2 separate regions of the Homo sapiens genome follow, and region 1 is linked to region 2. Evidence: chromatin loops called from intact Hi-C (ENCODE). Cell type or tissue: Calu3. All regions are shown on one strand. Links, peaks and the distances in the headings refer to the core of each region. The heading gives the core; the rest is flanking DNA.

What was found. A loop is a pair of places that touch in the nucleus more often than their neighbours do. Peaks named below come from ENCODE experiments on the same cell type or tissue, not always from the same donor. Only the 100,000 strongest peaks of a DNase experiment are listed, where the experiment ranks them.
Region 1: a loop joins it to region 2, with 2.4 times the contacts of the local background. A loop is called at or near these places in 1 of 110 quality-filtered maps.

Annotation. Positions count from the first base shown.
Region 1 is chr3:182,286,896-182,298,947 of GRCh38, forward strand. No RefSeq gene overlaps it. Among named protein-coding and RNA genes, the nearest start is that of LINC01994, 190 kb to the right of the region's middle. In Calu3, for the core only: no CTCF peak of the experiment used is centred there; a DNase peak (open chromatin) is centred at 5,896.
Region 2 is chr3:182,603,855-182,615,906 of GRCh38, forward strand. It overlaps the pseudogene RPL7L1P8. Among named protein-coding and RNA genes, the nearest start is that of LINC02031, 34 kb to the right of the region's middle. In Calu3, for the core only: no CTCF peak of the experiment used is centred there; a DNase peak (open chromatin) is centred at 6,157.

The DNA.
Region 1 (12,052 bases), core at 3,820-8,819, 320 kb before region 2:
GGCCAAAACAAACCAAACTTTTCTTCATCAAAAAAAGTGGTCTGTACACTTGTATACTTGTGTGCCAGGATTTAACTCCATATTGGAATTTTGTTGTAGAGCTGTTATTTTGAATAAGAAAATAAATCTAATATAATCAGATGAATTCAGGAGTGAGAAAGACAGAGGAAGAAAGAGAGAGGTAGAGAGAGAGAAGGCAAATCATATACTTTCACATCTTCAGAATTCAAATCACTTTACTACTTCTGTGATTTGAATGTTGTGTTTAGAGTCAATTTTCTTCATAAAAATCATCAATAATATAAAATTGCCGCTCTAGACCTGCCTATTAGTTGTTGCTAAACAAAGCTGTTTTCATTTCTTTACATTTAACAATTCCTATGTAAACTCATTTTACTAATAAAACCAATATTCACTTTAACTTCACCTATGTCCACCTTTTCTCAATTTTTCCCCTTTAAAGCATTCATGGTTTTAGTTAGAGCAAGAGCAAATGAATGAATGTTTGAGTTGAAAATGACCCTAATACAACCATTGTCCAAAAAATTGGACCAATTTTATTATAATTATTTTACTATTTTATAACATATTGAGATAACACAATTGTTCAATATTGGGGTGTTCATGAATCAAATCTTTTAACATATTAAGGGTTTGGAATTTTAAGTTTTCACTTATTAACCACAATTTATAGCTACAAAATATATTTAGGGATATCTGACCAGAGTTGCCCTGTTCTCATTAGCTATATATAACATACCACACATCACCTTTCAGAAATTTGAATTAGAGAGCTGGGTTTGTCCCAGAAAGCTGCCTCAGGGAAGCTAGTAGAAGAATGATGTACTTTTACTTCTGTGTCAGTCAATCCCTGTTGTAGACAATATCACGTTACTTCCTTTTTACAAATCAGACACAATTCCTGCTGCAATGAATTTCTAACAGAAAATAATAGGAATATATCATTTTGGTTTTTCTTTTCAATCATGCAATCAATCAAACACTTATTGAAATACTGCAATCAAGAAACAAGATAAACAAATATTTACTGAGCCCAGTAACTTTGGGAAGTCTCCTGTTTCCTCAAGGATCTTACCTCTTAGCATTGTAATCAGTGTACTGGGAGGGTCAGAAGACATGTAAAATGTAGCCCAATTTTTAAACATGCAAATAACCTGGTTGGGAAGGTCAAACCAACACACATTAAACAGAAAAATAAGCTGAGCACAGTGTGGCTTTTGGATACTCTGGAGTTGACTATTGCTATTGGTGAGTTGTAAAGAATAAGGCTAGAAACATAGGATGTGAGCTGGATTATAGATCTTGAAAGCTAAAAAGAGGTGCTTATTAGCAGGAGGGAGCCACTGTGAGTTCCTGAGTCTGGAATGACATAATGAAATTGCACTTTAGGAAGATTTTTAGGTCTTTAATTATTTCCTCCCACTTCTCATTCATCTGGGAGCCAAGTAATAGTATAAATTATGCATCTCAAAAATTGTCATCTGATTTAACTAATGGACCGTGAAATGTAAAACACAGTGTCTCCTCACATTTAAAGATGATGAAGCCAACGGCTGGTGGGATCAATGTCTATGTAAAACAGGCCCGAGGTGATTTTAGACCTCAGACAGACAAACTTTGATCTACTAAAGACTACTACAATTAGCAATAGTAGCCTAAAGCAAGAAACCTTCTTGTTTCTGTAATCAAACTGTCCCTTAAGAAAGATTGACAAATATATAAAATGTGTGCCAATTCTTCCTAACTCTCAGGCCTAGAGCTGGTATCACTAACGGATGACTGGATTCTTTTTTTGCTATGTTCTGATTGGCCTCAGAGTATTTCTCAAAAGCTCTATAGGAAGCATCTAACTATTGATTGGAGTGGTCCCTGAAGATAAAAACTGTTTGTTACTCTGCACTAACAGGTAACTTTGCCTAAAACAATGGCTAACAAATTCTCCCAATTAACTGTGCCCACTTACTAACAACATCTTTTTGTAATCCCACAATATCTTTGTGTCCCTTGGTTTATTATTTAACACTAGAAGAAAGGATTCTGAAAATTCTCTCATCCTTAGATGCAGTATAATATATTAAAAGAGTGATTTGTGTCACCTGAGTAGGTCACAGTTCAGGTAAACAGACACAAGTGCGCTAACAGCACCTTGCTAGAGAACTCCTCAGAATGAAGTCTGAGTGACAAGAGGACCTCAGAAGACCTGTCTCTTTCTGCCCTTCTAGGGTGTGCTGAATGGCAATTAGAGAAGTGTAAAATGCTTCCATGGGAGACAGAATATTGAACGCTGAAGATGATGGTAATCAAAAATTATTGAGTGTTTACTATGTGCTACTCATCTAAAAGCTTTCTCAACACTATCTCATGTAATCGTCACTGTAACTCAGTGATATAGCTATTAGATCCCATTTTACAAACCAGGAAATTGAGATTCAGAGAAATGAAGGAACTTTTCCCAGGCCATACAACTATTAAGTAGCAGAAACGTGGTTTGCACTTAATTCTGTTCGATTCCACTACTAGCACTGTTCAATGAAACCTTTCATGATGATGAAAATGGTCCATATCTACAGTGTCCAGTACAATAGCCACTAGCCACATGTGGCTGTTAAGGACTTGAAATGTGGCTAATGCAACCAAGTAACTAAATATTAACTTTGTTTAATTTATATTTAAATATGAATAGCCATATGCGACTGGTGGCTACTGTATTAAACAGCATAGCACTGGACTATGAACCCTATGAGGACACGTGCCACGTTGTTTGGCTGATGACCATATCAACATTTAGCACAAGAGTCTAGCATACTTAATAGACAATAATATTTTAAACAAACAAGTTTAAAATTTGTGCACATAATTCACGTAGAAATCTTATCCCCAAAACACCAACTCCTTGGACAACTCACTGAAGTTCCTCATGCTTTAAGACTCACCATCACCACCAGGATAAAAGAGGATAATAATGAAGATAGTGTTATTTCTCTACTTCAGTATGCGAGGAAAAACTAATCAAAATAAGCCAATTTTGTGAAGAAAATTTTACCTGTAAATCATTGATCAACCAGAGGATAAAACCTAGTTCTTTTCATCTTTCTCAGCAGAAGAAAATACATTTTTACTTGATACGAAGAAGCCAAGTGAGTTAGAAGGTATCTGCCTCTTTTCCAAATGGAATAGAAAACCATTTCTCTCAATAAATGTTTATAAATATGACAATACCCATCACTGGAACCAAAAGGAAGTCAAAATGTAGTTTAAGAGCATATGGATAATTCCAAAAGCGTATCTTCAAAAGAGAAAAACGCGATGCACATTTTTTTTTTTGCCTGCATGATGTCAAAAATCTAGATTTATTTCCCCTCATAGAAATATATTACAGGCTGGGCATGGTGGCTCACACCTGTAATCCCAGCACTTTGGGAGGCTCACCTGAAGTCAGGAATTCAAGACCAGCCTTGCCAATATGGGGAAACTCCATCTCTACTAAAAATACAAAAAAATTAGCTGGGCGTGGTGGCGGGCACCTGCAATCCTAGCTACTAGGGAGGCTGAGGCAAGGGAATCACTTGAACCCGGGAGGCGGAGGTTGCAGTGAACTGAAAGCACACCACTGCACTCCATCCTGGGTATCAAAGTGAGACTCCATCTCAAAAAAATAAAAATAAAATAAAATTTTATATATATATATGTATATTACATAACTCATTTCAAAGGTAGCTTTAATTAAATACTTTTACATCTTACTAATAGAAAATAATGTCCATACTAATGTGAGATGGTACTGGGGTGGCAACTGTTCATAGCTATTTTATTGGAGACAATTTGCAAAGGTACAGTAAGAAACTTTATCAAATCTTCCTAAAGCAAGAAGGCGCTCTCCTGATACCTTTACTTTTGGTCAAGTTTCTATGAAATCAGTGTGTTCCAAACTTGAATGGGCATAAAACTACTAAGGAAGCTTGCTAAAAAGGCAAACTCAGTCGCCACTTACAGAGGTTCTGATTCATGAGGTCTTAGGAGGGCCCAGGAGTCTGGATTTAAGCAACCCTTGTCATTTTGGTTCAGAACTTAGTACCACACACTTAGAAACGCTGTAAATTATTCATGGTAATTCAACTAAGGGAACAGGAAAAGATTTACTTGATAGAATGTCTCCTTTCTCAGGAAGCATGCAAAATTGAAATGCTTGGGTCAAGGATACACTGTAGACCGTCCTGCTGCATCAGTTTCCTCAGTCCCATCACTCTTCTCCCTACCACCACCATTTTGCATTTTTGAAGTCATTGATCCCTTACCCCCAATTCTCAAAGTAAGCATGGAATTGCTAACCAGTGTGAGCCTATAATCATTGCCTGCATGGCCTATACTGGTTCTATCAGAGTGAAATCTAGGACTTTTGTTTGGTTGGGAGAAAGATACTCTATCTCTCTTTTCCTGGCCATGTATGGGAAAGAATGCAGTCTCAGTAACTGTTGGCAGCCATCTTGCAACCATGTGGGAAATCAGGCTTGGGATAAAACTGACACCATTAGCAAAAAGCAGAGCAAAGAGACAGACAGAGTCTTTAGGGGCATTTTTGAACTAGATAAAACCTCTACACTTCTCTGTTACTTAGTAATACATTCTTCCATTGTTCTGTTTAAGTTTTCTGTTTTTTGGAACATAAAAAATCCTAACTGATACGAGCTGCTGTCTTAAATTTTATACACCCATTTTTCTCTCCTAGCTTTGAGCTCTGTGTCTCCAAGATGTTGTTTTGCTGCTTCCTCTCCAACACCCCTCTAAGCATTACATAAGGGCATAGGTAAATGTCTAAGTTTTCACTATTCACTTACCCCTACCATACAATCACTACAATGACCTTGCAATTCCTCTTCTTCACCTGCCACTTTCTCTTCCCACTGGAACTGAGCCATCAGATATACAAGTAGTTCTACCTCCTGGCAAAGAGAGCTGTTAAAGACCCTTTGACTGACTTAATGAAGTCCATATCTTTACAAGAAACTGCCTTTCCAAAGGCTTGATGAATGTAGTAGCTCCCACTCAGAACCCTCTGTGCCCTTTTATTCTTGCTTCCCTAGGATTTTAGGTGCATTTCAAAAGCATTTAGATATTCTTCAGCATTTGGTTCTTTCATGAAATATCTTTTCATATATTGTCTTGTCACAGTAGAAAGAGATGAAGATGCAGAGGAAACCACAGTGGACATCCAACAGAAGTCAGACTGCCCCTTGCAGGGACCTTAGGGGCAGCTGAATAGATGAGGCCACCAAAGAAAACCCTGGGCTGCCAATCCATCTGTACAAGAAGTAGCAATTGTGGGATTCGGTGCTCTGAAGACAGAAAGCAGAAAAATCCACCCTTTCCCCCCGCAACTTCACTTAAGGAGATGAAAGCAAATGAAATTAAAAAGCCAATAGTAAATACTAAATCCAAGAAGTTCACAAGACAGAAGGAAACAAAAAAAGTCAAATGAAATTTCAATTTTTTTCATGGCTTTGGGAATATAGGTAGAAGAATTTTTACTAAAAACCCCCTTCTAATTACTTCATGGGCTAAATGGAATTGAAACAACTAAGGTAGGATATTTTCATTAATCTCTTGTTTCCAAAGGAAAGACCAAAGAAATCAGTGTTCATCTAAAGAAATGTTATCACCAAACTTATTTGTTTGTCTATTTATTTAGTTGTTGCTGTCTATTTTATCACTTATATAATGTTAACATTCTTTTAAAATGGGCAGATGGACCTCATTCAAGTTCTGACAGTAACTCTTTGTTATTGGTACAAATGGCTTCAGAGGTATTTAATTACCATTAGTAGTCATCCGTTTGCTCCTAGCTGGTGACATTTGGAATAGTAAGCAGGCAGCATTCTTTGTGTCCAGTGAGTTCATAGAAAGTTAAACCTACTTTTGACAACAGACTCAAGCTTAGTTACCATTAACCCCTCTTCAGTTACTGGATGATGTGTTTGAACACTATGAATGATTAATGAAGGCTAAATAGCCCAGTTTCTATCTTAAAACCTTTTTGTCAACTGCTGGAGAGTTGAGTGACTGACAAGGTGAGTTCAGCTCAAGAAAGTATTTCTGCAATCCATTGCTTGCACTTAGAAAAAAATTAATTTGTCAGCTATTTATTTTCAAAAGAATTGGAAAAAATTAGAAATTCTCATCTTGATGCCTTTTCTTTTGCACAGACGAATACCAGAGACCAAAATTTTTGCCAGCTTGGCATCAGAAAGTGTACTTTGATTGCATGTCTAAACTAGGGGTGTGATTGCTTTCTTTCAATGAAACCAAGATAAAATGTTGTCAACTAGTAGCATCCCACTACAAAGCTTCTGAAAGTAGCCCCTGAATTTTCTTGCAGCAAATTCTAGGATTGTTCTTGGGTAAAGGCCAACCTATCACCCGGTAAGTTGAGAAAACTACTTATGTCTGGCAGCTTATTCGAGGTAGGTAGATGTGTAAAGATGCCCAGGACATTTGCTGTCTGATCTGTGAGGAGCATCCCTATAGTTAGCTCCTCCAGAGGTATCTTTTTGCAAAAGAGATTACAGAAGAGGCCAGGCTAAGCTGGACGCTAAAAGAAAGCAGAGATTAAAAATTCATGCAGAGGACCAAAAAGATAAACCTGACAGCTGACTCCAAGAAACAAAAGTACACAGGAGAAAAAAAAAATCCTAGCAGAATTTATAAGGAAATAATACAGTCTGGGAACATAGTTTAAGCATATCTTTATATGCATATCTTTACACAAACTTTATAGGCAATGGCAGAGGTTTCTTTAACTGTGCCTTAAATTTCACCCTCTTCACTTTTATAATTTTATAGCATTTAGGGTGTCACTTATGATATACTTGATCACTCAGACAGCCCAGAACTTGAGATCCACAGCAAATGGCACAGATATATTGATCCAACAGCCTTTGTAAAAAAACAAACAAACAAAAACACCAAAAAACCAACCAAACAAAATTGTTATGTCATGTTTGGTATCTATTTGGCAATTGCCTCTTTACCCATTTCCAAGTAAAGTGTTTCATGGTATTTTTAATTAATTCTATACTAATTTTTGTAAACTTGACTTTTCCATCATTTTTATCAGTTATGTATTGTTATAGCCTAAGCATTTCCTCCCAAAGACAAGAAAGTGAAGTGAGACCTGAACTAGCGTTTCCCAAAGAGAATTCACAGGCCCATCTCATTTATTTATTGATTCAACAAACATTTTATTGGGCATGTATTATGTGCCTGACAGTGTGCTAGGCACTGAAGATACAGAGATGTTTAATATCCAGCCCTTGCCCACAAGGATCTCGCTTTCTATTTTAATAGACAAGTAAGGATAATAGCAATAGCTTATAGATATTAATAATGCTTGACACAGCTCAGGGCATGCAGACAGTGTCCAGGAACAACACATTGTGAATGTGTGGTCAGTTAGAAGAGGATTTTGCAGAACTAGCAAATCATATGAATTCTGATGAAGGCATGATTAGCCTTCAATGTTAGGAATCTTCATCCTGGAGTGGTTATGCAGCTGACTAGGACAGCTCATAAGACAAGCATGAAACAAGGAATTTCCTGCATCAATCCTCTTAAACCAGATCCCACACAACAGCTAAAAGGGATGTCTAGATACTACCCAGAACTCATCTTGGTCTCCATAGACCCTTCTCGCTTAAGTCCCACCTTGTTCATAGTGTGTCCGGGGAAAGAATAACCAAGCTCCTGTATGCAGCATACAGAACTGAGCTCTTTCTTGTTTTACGCTTCTATGTTGAGGTAAGAGGAACAGATCATCTTACTTCTGGCTTCTTCCAGGAGCATTCAACCCAAGTGACCAGCCACATGGGTTGCTGGATGAAGTTCCTGAAGTTTCAGGGTGGGATAGTAGTCGAGGAGTGGCAGCAAATGGCTTCAGACTTTTCCCTGGCAGGCAGTAACTGGAGATGGAGGTAGCAGCAGGGAAAGGAACGGGACAAGCCAGGCCTAGGAAGTGTCAGGGAGGGTGTGTGGGCCACCCAGAAAGCAAAAAAGGCACACCCATTCCAGCACACCAATGGCCTCTAATTGGACAATTTCAATTTTGGCAGAGGCCTTTGTCTCAATAGCTTCTTCTATTAGAGGCTTCAACATTAGCTCTTAAAATAATGGATGACCTCACCAGCAGAAGAAATCCCATTAAAATCAGAGGAGCTTGAATTTAGATGCAAAAGTTTACCCAATACCATCAACGTTAGTTTGGGGCCAGATTATCAAAAGGAAAAATTTTTGGCAGGAACAAGTGAGTGGGTTAATAAACAGAATATCTCAGTACTCAGAAATCCTGCTAGTAGGGCAGGGGGCAAACCTAAGGAAAGAAGAGTTTCACTGGTGAGTTGCAAAGAGAGAACTTGAGCTGGGCAGAATGTTCACCTGTGTATCTCCAGTGCCTAAACAGTGCCTGAAGTGAACAGACTCAGCAAACTTGTGTTCAACTCCTATTTCCATCTCTTACTAGCTGTGTGACTTTCAAAAAATTGTTTGTCCTTTCAAGGCCTCAGTTTCCATATCTGCAATATGAGAAAAGGAAGAAAATATATGTCTCCGAGGGTTGTGAGAATTAACTGAGATAATCTATGTCAAGTGTGAGAACAGTACTTGATATTATGTAAGTGTGATATAAGTGTTCAGAAAATAAGTGAATAATGTCACCAAACCTCAGAACATACCTGTGATATCAATGCTGTTACCTCCAACTAATAGATGAGTAAACTGAAAGTGAAAAGTTCTAGATAAGTTACCTGTATTAGTTCATTTTCACCCTGCTGATAAAGACATACACAAGTCTAGGCAATTTACAAAAGCAAGAGGCCTAATGGACTTACAGTTCCACAGGGCTGGGAGGCGTCACATTCATGGCGGAAGGCAAGGACCAAGTCACATCTTATGTGGAGGGAGACAGGCAAAACGAGAGAAAGAGAGATCAGATCTCGTAAACCATCAGATGTCATGAGACTTACTCACTATCGCGAGAATAGCATGGGAAAGACTTGCAGGCGTGATTCAATTACCTCCCACCGTGTCCCTCCCACAACACGTGGGAATTCAAGATGAAATTTGGATGGGGACACAGCCAAACCATATCCTTACCCAAGGTCACAGAGCGTAGGATGGCGAGTCAGGATTTGCACCCACATCTAAATGCTTGTGTAGTCTCTGTTCTTTCCCATTGATTCTATGCTCTACTCACTCGTGTTTTTAAGTTGGTCTTTTTGCTTTGTTTATATGTAAGTGTGTTTGTATTTATGTATAGTCTTATTTCCCAGAAATGCTGTTTTAGTCCACAATTATAAGAATCTATAATGCTGGGAAACATTTCTAATTTCTTTCTGTGAACATGCCCGGAGCATCTCAGTAGCAGTGCCTGGGAGCACTCACTTCACTCAAAAGAATTGCGATAACTTGCACCAGTCACCAATTATCAGGGACCCAAAAGGCTGGCTTTCAAGGAACCAGTTATAAATAATGATAACTTTATTTACTCTATGATCTAGGCAATGCACACAGACCATGGAATGTGCAGGCAGGAAAGGATGGTAAGACATGTTTCCGGCTTGGCCAATTTTTACTTCTTTCTGTAAGGTTGGACTAATTCCAAAAGGCTCCCACCTTCTGTGAGGAGAACTAAAGGACCAGAGAGAATACATTCATCAAAACCTACTCGAAACAAAGGGCTGCCTCTGCTCTGAGTCCCTTAAGCTTCTCAGAGGAAAGGTATCATTACAGGTGAAACATACAGTTGGTACTAAGCCTTTGGCCTAGCACAATCACTGTAAGCAGGCTCATCACTTTCCTATTCCACTGGCCTTTGCTGTCTTCTTGGAAATAATTGTTTCATCACATGCCTCGGACAATTTCAGCTTGCCTGTAAACTCTCTTAGGCAACAGTATCTTGTTTTATTTTTAACTGAATCTCAGTTTTGTCGAAAGTACATGAAATTTGTATCTGGGAAGATGTTTGGGGCTGCAAAACTAAAAATAGCCTAAGCAAAAAGGAAAATGTATTATTTTGTGTAATGAAAACACTGGAGCCTGGGAAGTCTTAGGTCAGTGAATTCAGCGATTCAATAGCACCATCGTAGATCGAGGTGCATTTCATCTTTTCTCTCTGTTAATATCAGTAGATCAGTTATATCCCTCTTGATTGCAGGTGACAACAGTATCCAAAGGCCAAACCGCATCTCTCTTCTTTGGATCCATTTTTAAGAACAAGAAGAATCTTCCCAGAAACCCCCAGAGCAGACTGTCCCTCAAGTTTCATTAGACAGGTTTGGGTCATTGCCCACCAATCTCTGGCCAGAGGTCAGTAGACTACTCAAGATCCACTTCCTGGGGCTGCAAAGAAGCCCAGGCTTCACTAAAACACAAAGCTGCCCAATAACTTTATTCTGTGAACAAAGAAGACTGGCAATGGGCGCCTTCGGTAGGAAACGACAATGTCTACCCTGATATATGAAGTCATACGGATCTGGGTTTGAATCCAGGCTCAACATTTATAAACTTAGACAATTTCACCTCTTGAAACTTTAGTGCACTCACATGTAAAATAGTACACTCACATCTACCATAAGGGTGGTTGGTGAGGATTAAACAAGGCAATATTTGTTAAAAGTACAGCACAGAGCTTGGCACATAATTGTTACTTAATGCCTATTGGTTTCTCCTCTTTCCTTTTTGCCTCCCTTTTGGAAAGCTTTCAGCATACATGTTTCCATTAGAAACAGAGGACTTTCTCTTTTTCTATTCATGTTTGTGTAGTCTATTACTCATTCTCCTGCCTTTTCTTGTGATTTCTGATCTTACAACACTATTAGTAGTGCTTTTTAAAATGTGATTATTTCTTGTTATTAATACTACTATTGGAGTAATTGATAAATGTGTAACATAAAATGATACTTGCCCAAAGTTCACATCTGGCGTTGTTTTTGACCCTGATAATGTGGTCAATTGGGGATGCTCCAGTTAAAGGTAATGAACTGATTTATTTCATTGTAATTTGTTATGTTTCATAAGTGAAAGCCCTCCCTGCACTTTGTCCAGTGAGTATACCCACACATTAATCTTGATCAATTGCCAGCAAGCATTTAATGAGTGCCTTTGTTGGTATGGTTTAGGATGTTCCTTTGCTCTATCTACCACTTGTGGAGAAACTTAAGAAAGGAAAATTCATATATGTTGTTATTAAATAAGCTCTCTGCCACCCTAAGAAAGAAACAAGTATTTTGTTTGCGTAGCAGAACACAAAAAGGGCTAATGAGGATACGTTGGTTCAGATTATTATTAAATGACACATCTATTTTTAAAAATTGAAGATTATCTTTAACATGTATGAGTTGTAACTGCTCCTAAGTAAATTCTAGAGAAAATATTTATTCTGCATTACAGCAGAAATGATGGTCTCTTTTTAATTTTACTTAGTGTTTCTAAAGATTTTTAAAAATATATATCCATAGAGAAAATGCATCCATTGTTCACCAGTCAATCTTTTTTTTTTTTTTTTTTTTTTTTTTGAGACGGAGTTTCGCTCTTGTCTCCCAGGCTGGAGTGCAATGGCACAATCTCAGCTCACTGCAACCTCCGCCTCCCGGGTTCAAGCAATTCTCCTGCCTCAGCCTCCCCAGTAGCTGGGATTACAGGCATGCACCACCACGTCCAGCTAATTTTGTATTTTTGTCCAGCTAATAGTAGAGACGGAGTTTCTCCATGTTGGTCAGGCTGGTCTCGAACTCCTGACCTCAGGTGATCAGCCCGCCTCGGCCTCCCAAAGTGCTGGGATTACAGGCGTGAGCCACCACGCCCAGCTACCAGTCAATCTTTTGTTAAGCACCTGGCAACCCTATATTAGGTGAAGTAAAGGATGCAAAAGTCAAGGAAGATCTGGTCCTGGCAGTCCAGTGAAAGAGAGAAGACACATCCAATCAGCTCGTACAATGCAGGACAGTCATGTGGAGCAGGAGAACAACTGGAATGGCTTCTAGCA
Region 2 (12,052 bases), core at 3,063-8,062:
ATTCATAAAAACTAACATTTATTTTCACTCACAGGTTTGTACATCTGCTGTCATTTGGATGATTTCAGCTGTGCTGATCCGCGCAAGGCTGGACTTAAGCCAGAGCACTTTCAGGTTTGCTGCTACGTGCCTTCATTCCAGACCTCAGGCTGAAGGCACAACATTTGCCTGAGACGAGCTGTTCTCGAGACAGAGGGAAGAAGCTTCAAGAGGGCTGGCAGAAACTTATCATGAGTCTTTTGAAGTCTGTACTCACAAATACCATGCTGCTACTTCCATCCACATTTCAATGGTCCAAGACAGTTACAGGGCCAAGCCCAAAGTCACTGGAGGTAAGGGAGCATGCTCCTCCCTGTACAGTTTGGAAAATAAGATGAATATCTGCTGTTTAGTGATGTAGTCTATCACAAGCCTATCCAATTTTATGTTTACTATTTCATTTGGCTGAAATGCCCCTACTATCCGCAAACATACCCATTTAAATCTGGCCCATCCTTCAAGTCTCAGTTCGAATGTCACCTCTTCCATCAAACTCTCTCTGGTGTCACTGGGCAAATATAAGCATTCTTTTTTCAAAACTCCAAAATCTGTATAGCTCTGGAAGAACTGCACTGCAGCCCTCTTTATGTGTAATATCCCCTATACACCTTTAATATCCTAAACACCTTTAATCCTATAATATTCTAAACACCTTTAAAAAAAGATGGGGGATGTAAGCGATTCATCTTTTTAAAACCAACATCATCTAATGCCTCTAGCATGGTAGACAGCATATGTGACATAAAGAAATTAATATGGGCCGGGCACAGTGGCTCACGCCTGTAATCTCAGCACTTTGGGAGACTGAGGCGGGTGGATCACAAGGTCAGGAGTTTGAGACCACCCTGGCCAAGATGGTGAAACCCTGTCTCTACTAAAAATACAAAAATTAGCCAGGCACTGTGGCTGGCAACTGTAATCCCAGCTACTCGGGAGGCTGAGGCAGGATAATTGCTTGAACCTGGGAGGCAGAGGTTGCAGTGAGCCAAGATAGGGCCACTGCACTCCAGCCTGGGTGACAGAGCAAGACTCTGTCTCAAAAAAAAAAAAAAAGAAAAAGAAAAGAAAAGAAAGAAATTAACATGTATGCCTGTGTATTAACATATGACTGGAGGGTGGGGGTGTCTACATAAAAGAGAAAATGTAACAATGATTAAAGATTCCAGCTCTGGCATCAGACAGATCTCAGTTCAAATCCTGTCTTCCTCTCTCCTTGGCTGTGTGCCTTCTGGAAAGGTAGTTAACCTATTTGTACCTCAGTTTTCTCAGCCATAAAATGGAGATTATAACAATCCATGTAAAAGTTGAATACAGGATAAGCACCTAATAAGTGGGGCTATTTTATTATTACCATATACATTATGTTAAAATGTTATTTCTCTTATTATATTCAACATGATGAAAATATATTTTCAGTAAGTACATACTGACAGAGACTAAAAGGGAACATGTGTTAGGGCAGTAGGATTGTAAGTAAAACATCCTCTTTTGTATTTCCTTCATGAATAATATGGTTTTGTTTATGTAATTTAAAAAATTAAACATCTATTTTCCTTGGTATTCAGCCAACTCCGGGGTGGGGACACCCATATGGACCTACCCTGCTCCATAGAAATGACTTTTTGAATAGATGTTCTGTGTCAGGCCCATTATAAATCCTTTTTCTTATTCTCACAATAATCATGCGAGGTAAATAATATGCCCATTTTATAGATGAGAAAGGTGAGATTCTGAGAGGCTAAATTATTTGTTCAGGGCTCTGCAGTTAGCAAGTGGGAAATATGGGAAATAGATATCAGGCCCGACTCTGAAGCTCAGACTTCCTTCTCCACCCCACACTCCTGTCCGGACTATTTCACAAGTGATTTATAGTGTGAAAAACAAACCAGGAGAACTACACAGATCCTGGCTCCCAGTACCATTCTCTAATAAAATAAAAATAAAAATAAAAACAGGGCTCCTTGGAAAAATGGCTGATTCCAGAACTATAGCAGGAAAAATACAAGATCAGCCTGGACCATCTTGTAGGCCCAAAAAGTAAGGAAGTACTGAAAAAAAAAAAGTTTGAAGAAGACACACACACACACAAACACACACGGATACACTTATGTCTAAGGGGCGTAAGAGCCAACTGAAAGAGCTTCTAGCCAAAGATAGAACAATTTGGGACACAAAGTTAAATAGTGTTGGATTATAGCCCAAAGTATAAAATAAATATCCGTGAGTCAATACTGATATAAATAAATGATTGACTAAAGAAATAAATGAGGAAGAATAGACAAGTTTCCCAAGCAGGAGACTGCCAAATAGCTTGTGTGGATACTCCACCCTCAAGGAGGTGAAATATAACTCCTTAAGTACAGACTGCACATGGTAACTTCCTTCAAAAAGCACAGTATGAAAAGGGGTGGGGAAGAGTAACTTTATAGCAGAGAAACCTGACAAACACTACCTCAGCAGGCAATCAAGGTCAACATCAACAATGATAAGCAATGTTGATAGTAAGTACCCTTGATATGATGTCATGAGAATGGCACTTTACCTCTGTAGTTTCCCTCCCAAAAACTCGTAACCCCAGTCTAATCATGGGGAAATTATGAGGGTTCTCCTAGTGAGACATCCTACGAAATGCCTGATCAGTACTTCTCAAAAACCATCAAGGTCATCAAAAACCAGAGAAATCTGAGAAACTGCCAAAGTCAAGGAAACTAAACTGGACAGGATTCTGGAGCAAAAGGAACATTAGGTGAAACCTAAGGAAATATAAATAAAAACATGAACATGAACATCAGTTAATAATAGTGTATCCATATTAGTTCATTAATTGTGACAAATGTACCATCTTAACATAAAATGTTAGGGGAAACTGGGTGGGGTGTATATGGGAACTCTCTGTACTATCTTCGCAACTTTTCTATACATCTAAAACTATTCTAAAATTAAATTTTTATTTAGAAAAACAAAAACCAGAGCCTGAATGTAAAAACGAGTTTCAACTATGGAATTGGCCCTGGAAGAATCTGGAGTACAGGCCAAAAAAAGAATTTCTCATTTTCTTGGAAAACAAGAAAGTACCACCTGACAAAATGCTTGCCTTCCATCACATTTTAAAGCTGACTTGCCTAACCGAGTGGCTATCTGATGATTCCAAATGAGGAAGCAATTTGCCAAGTCATAAAGCAATCTATTCCATGGTTATCTGATGACATCTATCAAAGTCCCCCCTGTTATCTTTCTCATAGCACACATTACTCACTTTTCTTTTAGAACTTACCTCTTGTGAATAAGTATTTCAACAATTATCTGCTCAATGTCTATCTTCCCCAGTACACTGGAGTTTTAAGAGGAGAGAAACCTCTTTCTGCACTGTATTCCCGGAACTTAGCAGAGTGGTACCTCCTAGGTGCTCAATAACTATTTACTGAATGCTTGAATGCCAGTGCAGTCTAGAGGAGCAATGATCAACACTGCTAACTGTGGTGCAGAAAGAATGACAAGCCTGAGCTTTCTGAAGATTGAGGGGCCACTGGGACAAATATAGCTTCTCTCTCAATCTTTCCATCTCTTAGTTCACCCTCCAATTCACCAAATACAATTATTTCTCTTTTTTTAACTTAAGTTCAGGGGTACATGTGCAGGTTTGTTACATAGGTGATAGTGTGTGTCATGGGTGTTTGTTGTACAGATTATTTCATCACCCAGGTATTAAACCTAGTACCCATTAGTTATTTTTTCTGATCCCCTCCCTCCTCCCACCCTTCACCTTCCAGTAGGCCCCAGTGTGGGTTGCTTCCCTCTATGTGTCCATGTATTCTCATCATTTATAAGTCCCACTTATAAGTAAGAACATGCAGTACTTGGTTTTCTGTTCCTGTGTTAGTTTGCTAAGGATGATGGCCTCCAGCTCCATCTGTATCCCTGCAAAGGACATGATGTTGTTTGTTTCTGGCTGCATAGCATTCCATGGTATATATGTACCACATTATCTAGTCTACCACTGAGGGGCATTTAGGTTGATTCCATGTCTGTGCTATTGTGAATAGTGCTGCAATGAACATACGCATGCATGTATCTTTATAATAGAATGATTTATATTCCTTTGGGTATATACCCAGTAACGGGGTTGCTGGATCAAATGATATTTCTGTCTTTAGGTCTCTGAGGAGTTGCCACACTGTCTTCCACAATGACTGAAATAATTTATACTCCCACCAACAGTGCAAATACAATTATTTCAAAGGCTTTCAAATAAGATCAAGGAGTGAAATTTAACCTGTTTTAATCAAATCTAGACCTAGAAAACACTAAAGTTTCCTAAAATGCAAGCAAATTATAAGATCCACATATTTTCTTTTATATGGCTCATCTATGCCCTCAGAACTGAGTCTAGTCCAGGCATTACAAGGAAAACCTAGACTCCTAAAAACCACAGGAAACATGTGGCCAAAAGCACTGTGGGGAAAAACCAAAAGCATAACACAGATTTCAGTAGGGACACTTGGTATGAAGTCTCCCTGGTATATCAATCTTCATTATTATTTTATTCTATAAGTGCATTCCAGATCACAGCAAGTTAGTAGTTTTGCCATATCTTTCACTGCCTGGCTTTATGTAAGTGCTGCTAAGAATAAAATTAAGCAGTGGGAGAAAAACATCAGTTTGGTGTCTAAATTTAGAAAACTTGATGAATAAATCTATTAAATCCATCATGGGGAGAGAGAAGAGCAAATCATGTCTTATTGGAAAGATAAAATAAATAGAAAATAAAAGGTGATTGTCTTTATAATTTAGAACAACGGATTTCAATGTAAAGCCCCCCCCCCTTTTATTTACAAATATATTGGTTGATTGTGTATTTTCATTCACGTAACCCTCAACTTGAATTTTTAAAAAGACATACTGTGAGGCAAGAAACCATACAGAAAATCATTACTGGAGCCCTGAATTCTGTATTTATTGGGGGAGGACCTTTATGAGATCCTACTTATGTGATATAAATCATCCTCTGAAGATCATGGAAAGCAGGTGCCTAACATTCTGCACTACAGACATCTGGCAGGCTTTTATCCTCACACTCCACCCTCCCGCTCAACATCTGGCAGCCCCTTCATCCCTGCTCCCCACCCCCACCCCCAACTGCCTCCCAACATCTGCCACACACTTCTCTTAACCTCAGAAGCAAATCCAGTCCAAAGCTCAAAGACACAATGTTCCAGGGGTGGTGACCTAGAGTTACACGCTGGGTGGGAGTAAAGCAGGGTTTGTTTTTATTTTTTTCCTAAACTTTAAATGAATACACAATTCACTTGGAAGTATGCTTTAATGTCAAACTGGTTCTCACTGAGAAGCTTGTTTAAAATTGAAATCCATTGTTACTATGAACCTCTTTTTATAAGTTTTAAATCACCTTGGGAATTGGAGGGTACAATCAAAAAAGTATGGGGAGGAGAATAATTTTATGCTGATGACATGCATCTTATGAGCAGAGAGAATTAATTCTGATTGGAGAAAAATGGGCAGAATACTTGTGGCTTGTCTATGAAGTACAAATCATTTAAAGGAGCTGTCTTAAACCTAATCCAAAATGTTTTGAAACCTATTTAAGGAAGTGAGTGCCATTTGAATTCCACATTAGTTTAGAAATTCCTCCTTATGGCACTCACTGGTTTATAGAGCCATCTCACTCATAATCTCCCTGGTTCTGAACAGGAAGACAACTTCTTAGTTAGGGCTCACCCTGAAGTACTTCTCCTCACCTGAGTAAATCACCTGACTTAACGCTTCCTACTAACACATTTGTATTCCGGCTACACTACTCTGACAGTTTGCTGTTAACCATTTCACGGTATTTACCTTAGGGTTACCTGAATGAGTAAACTCCCCAACTATTTCCTCCCACACCCACTCTCAGCCACCCGTACACACATAATTCTCCTTCTCCTCCCTTCTTTAGACCAACCCTATTACTTTCCTTCAAATGAAGAAATGCTCGCTGTTTCTTTTTCCAGAGGAACATGGATAAAACCACATAACCCTGAGTGATCTGGGCACAGGTGACTTCCTGAGATGGTCCTGGCTTCTGATGAAATAAACATTCCAAACTCAAAGCCACTCTGGGCCTTGGATGGCTGCCAAGATGCTGGATGTATCACAGAGACTCCGCAGGCCAGAGCTCTATGAAAGCATTTTATCATTTTATTACACACTTAAATTAGTAATTACTTCTGGGACATTATTTAGATTCTGTTGTAGTGTGCAATTTCTTGTTTAAAAGTTTAAATATGTTTAGTGACTATTCCTTATTTGGAATTCCTTGCACATATGTTTGTCTGGGTTTTTTTCCCTAACAATCCTCTATTTTTGTTCCAAAGAATGCTAGAACAAAGAGATACATCAACATTGTTTTCTCTTTTGATAGTTACCTGGAGTCGGGAAATTTTTATGCTTATTAAAATCACAGGGGATGGTAAACTAAGTTAGGTTGGAAGTTGACTAGAATTGTTCATGGCCTTTGCATGTTGAAGTTATTATTACCAGGATGATGATGACAAAAATAAAGTCTATAGGGAGAGCACAACAGGCTGAACTGATACATGGTTTACCAGAAACAGCATGTCAATGGCAGACAGAGGACTTGCCTTCTAGTCCCAGTCTCCGTTTTGTTAGCTCTGCGATGTTTGGATCTTGGTTTTTTTCATCTAGAATGATTAAGTTTGTCTAAATATATTTTTCTTAACTTTGTATTATGAAAAAATCTAGAGTAGCTGCAACACTAGAAAGATGGCGGAGCAAGAGCAAAGAAAAATCCCTTTGGTTCCAGAAAATCTCCTGAAAAAGAGGAAGGCTTATCAAGCCCTCAAAGCCACCCAGGCAAAGCAGGCACTTTTGGCAAAGAAGGAGCAGAGGAAAGGAAAAGGGCCAGGTTTAAGCAACTGCAATTATTCCTACATGATTCCTGGCAGCAGAAATATGGCAAGGTGAGTCTTTGACGACTAGAAGTGAAACCTCATGACTTGGAATTGCCAGATAAACATTCCTTGGCCTTTGTTGTACTCATCGAAAGGATTGATGGCATGAGTTTACTGGTGCAGAGAACCATTGTAAGACTTTGCCTAAAGAAAATTTTTAGTGGTGTCTCTGTAAAAGTCACCCCTCAGAACCTAAAAATGCTGCATATAATAGAACCTTGTGTGACCTGGGGATTTCCAAATCTGAAGTCTCTCTGGGAACTTCTTTTGAAATGTGGACAAGCCAAGGTCAAGAATAAGACCATCCTTCTGACAGACAACACAGCGATTGAGGAGCATCTGGGGAAGTTTGGTGTCATTTGCTTGGAAGACCTCATTCATGAAATTGCGCTCCCAGGGAAGCATTTCCAGGAGATTTCATGGTTCTTGCACCCTTTCCACCTCTCGGTGGCCTGCCATGCTACCAAAAATAGAGTGGGCATCCTCAAGGAGATGGGCACATCTGGCTATTGGGGTGAACGCATCAATCAGCTCATCCCCCTGCTGAACTAGACCCAGGTGCCAAACTGCAGTCAATTTGTATCAATGAAGTGGAAGCCAGTGATTTTGTTCTTTTGGGAATTTTTATCAAGTATCTTCAGAGACGATTATTTCCTGCTTTATCTTCAAAAACTGGAAAGGAAGGGTCAAAGAAAAGACAGTAGCTATGTTCATGGCAAGCACCTCTCATCACAGTCCAGTTCCGAGGAAAAATTCCAGCGTTTTCCACATTGGCTGCCTCCTCGTCTGAAATCAGCACATTCCATGGAGGAAGGAGTCTTGCTTTGTTGCATCTTCTTTCCTAAGGTTTAATGCTGCTAAATGAGTAACTCTAGCATTTGTACAAGGCTCCCTAAGACTATTGCAGGGGTCGACCAAGCCCAGGGACATAATTAAATCTGGAGATTCTTGGGGCCTTGTTTTGAAAAAGACTTGAAATGCACATAGGAAGAAAGGCACAAAAATAAATGTTCACTTGACTCGGCAAAAAAAAAAAAAAAAAAAAGAAAGAAAGAAAAAATCTATTTATAAAAGTACTGAGAGTAATATAAGTAATCCAGCTTCGGTAATTATCAATATATCTGGCCTCATCTCTATTGCTTTAATTTGCCCCTTGTTTCCTGCTGTCTTTTAAAGCAAACCCTAGAAATCGTAATATTTCATCTGTAAATATTTGAGTATTTCTAAGAGATAAAGACTTTTGCCTTAGCCACATTAATTAATCATTACATCAAAACAAACTAATTGACAAGACCAAAAACAAAAGAACAAAACCACTTAACAATAATTCCTTCAATCCCTTTCAACTCAGACATTTCAAGACCCAAAGCCTACAAGCTAGACCTGAGTCAGTTATAGCCACAGAGTCCTAAGAACTGACGCTTTTTACTCTATTCTATAAATTACTAAGAGTTTTAGCATTTTTACCTGATAGACTTCACTGGTCTCCAATTCTGGACTTCAAACCAAAAAGGAACATGAAAAACATAGAGAGCATTAAGTAAAGAGCCAACCAAAAGGTTTTGGTGTTCAAAAAGAAGGTAGATTCCTTATAAAACTTGAAAGAACTAGAATTATTCTGACTAAAAAGGAGACATGCCAATGGAGTACATTAGAAGCAAAAATCATTCACTCATTCATTCATTCATGTACTTTTTCATTCATTCATTCGTTCAACAAATGCTAATTGAGGGACAATGGTAAGTGACGGGGATGCAATGACACAAAGTGTCACCACAGGAAGTGTGGCAATAAGCTAGTCTCCATCTTCAATTAGGGAAAAAGTAACACCAATGGGGCTAAACATGCAGCGGTGACACTAGCAAAATATTGAAGAGGGTTTTCAAGGGACACTGGGAATCTCCTATCAGAGACAGGAGAACTTCATTTTTGTTTAGGATGGTTTAAATATGCACAGAGCATAGAAAACATTTTAGGGATGCTATAGGATTTTGTAGACCCCAAATTTATCCTTTGTCAAGAAAAGTATAAAATACAGAATAGATGCCGTAATGATTTCTATTACCTGATATTTGCATCTGTCTGGTGTTGGGAGTTACCCTACATGTAAAGACAAAATCACCCTAAAAATTTAGGTTTGCTGGCGGGGCACAGTGGCTCACGCCTGTATTCCCAGCACTTTGGGAGGCCAAGGCAGGTGGATCACGAGGTCAGGAGATCGAGACCATCCTGGCTAACACAGTGAAACCCCGTCTCTACTAAAAATACAAAAAATTAGCCGGGCGTGGTGGCACACGCCTGTAGTCCCAGCAACTTAGGAGGCTGAGGCAGGAGAATCGCTTGAACCTGGGAGGCGGAGGTTGCAGTGAGCCGAGATTGCGCCACTGTACTCTAGGCTGGGCAACAGAGCGAGACTCTGTCTCAAAAAAAAAAAAAAAAAAAAAAAATTATGTTTGCTCCTCTCTGAAATTGAAAATGTAAAATATAACTTAACTTCACCTCTCCAAACAGAAGTCGAAGGTGTGCGAAACACAATTGGAAGATAGAGAGGTCCATTAAAATTTATTTCAGTCTTATTTCCCCTCAACGCTCCTGCTACTAGGATACCAGCCTCTATCATCTGATAACTGTAAGATTTATAAGTTGCTGCATCACCACAGTAATTTTGATATTGGCAATTTAAAAGCCCAGTGACTGAGAAAGACCACCTGAAGTAACTCAGACACCTGCAAAAAGACAGCCCTGAGACAAACAGTGAAGTGATTGACCCCCTTATTACTCTTCCCTTTTCTCCCACCCCACGGCCTTCACCTGGGTTAGCCATTCACAACCTCCCTTAGATAAGATTCTGGCTCCTGACTTCATTCTCCTCCTGCCTCCCACCTACCCCAGCCAAAGAAATGCCCCTACATACTTCCCACTCACCCAGAGTCATTTTTAGCATGAAATTAATGTTTTTAAAAGATAATGTGAATATAAAAATAACTGAATTTGTTTGCTCTCCCAAAATGTATATTTTCATTTTTATGTACACCTCCTAAATTCGTCAATTGATCATTAATATAAAACAGGTGGGTACATACCGCTGACTTTACTAAGAGCTTTCAGATGCATTGTCCAATTTAATCTAATCTCCACAGCACCCCACTGCCCTCCCAACCCAGATTTGTAGCATTTTACAGATGAAGAAACTGAGGTCCAAACAGACTAAGTCGCTTTTCCATGATCACTCAGAACTAAGAGACAGAGGCATTTCTGACTTCAAATCCTGCCTCAACATCTGGAAAGCTAAGTGCTTATAGTCAGTCTCCCTTGTGGAGTACAGGCAGGGCCATCACCTGCTTAACTGGGAAAGAAGCAACACTCAACACTCACCCTAAGGTCTTACCCTTTGTAGACCAGTCCTTTAGCTTTCTGATTCCAAATGATTTGCTGCTGCTGTTGTTGTTGTTCATTTATTTCATTTTGTTTCCACAATCTCAGCATACTTAGCTAAGAAAATGCTTTAACCCTAAGAGACTTTTCATTGAGACCATCTTAGACACCTGTGGTCCCCCAGTAGAGGCGAGGCCTCTCCAAATGGCACTACACACTCAAAAGATACCCGGGCTGGCTCTTAAATCCCTGCTTGCCATATAAGAAAGCAAAGTCAGTCAAAATGAGGGACTGTCTCAGTCTTCGGTGCATGAATGGTCAACTTTGGCACCCTTGGTTGACTTGGTCAGTGATCCAGAAAGTTCAGTATAAATAAATCATATAGATGCCACATTGAAATGAGTGTCACTGGATTAGCCAATGAGTGAAAAGAGAAGCAATCAGAAAGCAGATAGCACTAACACCATCCTAGGGTTGGCTAAGCCACCTCTGTCTTTCACTATACATAGGGTTTATGTTAAAGGGAAACTGGCTAGATCCATGTATATTCAAATCTGTGTGATAATGCACCATCTTCTCACAGGAATCTCCTAGACTGGGAGTCCAGATGCCTACAGTCTAATCTCAGATCTCATGAGTTCTGTGATGCTAATAACTCACTTAACCTATCTGGGCCTCAATTCCTTCATCTGTAAAACAGGGGCACTGAGAAGGTTTGAGCTGAATTAGAATTCCCACTTCTAACACTGCACAAGGGACACTATACTGCATTCTCTTCTGGAAGGATGTAACTTTGCACAAAGAGGCAGTAGGACATACACACTGGAATTAGTCAACCTGCATTTGAATCCTGGTTCTGCCATTTACTAGCTATGTGTCTCTCAGCAACTTACTTAACTTTTCTAAGACTCAGTTTTGTTATTTATTATAAATAACAATAATAATTATTGAGAAGTCAAATGAAAGAATGCATATAAACTGATGAGCAGAGTGCCTGGCACACAAGAAGTGATCTTTAAAAATGCTAGTTCATATGACATTTAAACATGTTTCTTATTTTTGTGCATCAAAAATGTTCATGTGTATCAAAAATGGAAATGATTCATTTCATTCTGTTTTTTAAGCTTTCTGGTTTTTGTGTAAACCTGGAAAAATTGTTCATAAGCTCAAGTTCAACTCCAGTTATAAATTCAAAGATGTCTGATTAAAAACTCTCTACCTTGTTGTGGAAACTCATTTGTTGTAATATTCCATTAAGCCAGCTGTGAGCTGGTCAACTGAGCACCCACTGTGTGTCAAGCACATCTGAAAGAATGTAAATGCTTGAAAGGATCATTTAAGCAAAACCTATACAAAGAAATATACTCCTAATTCCTTTATTTTTTGATTCTGTTATTTTATATCATTGACCCTTAGACACAACCATTGAAATTAGTCCAGAAAGAGAGTGTGTATGTTTTATGTCATTCGTTTACTCAAAAAATATTTATAACCATGTATTCTGTACATGATGCTGTGCAAATCTGAAGCAGATGCAGATTATCTAATCCCCAGCTCCTAGGAGCTTGTTATCTTGTAGAAAAGATGCTACATACAGATATACCTATCAACCAAAGCAGTATTCATGTGCCATTAAAAAACACAAAGTAAAGAAAAATGAAAAATTATTT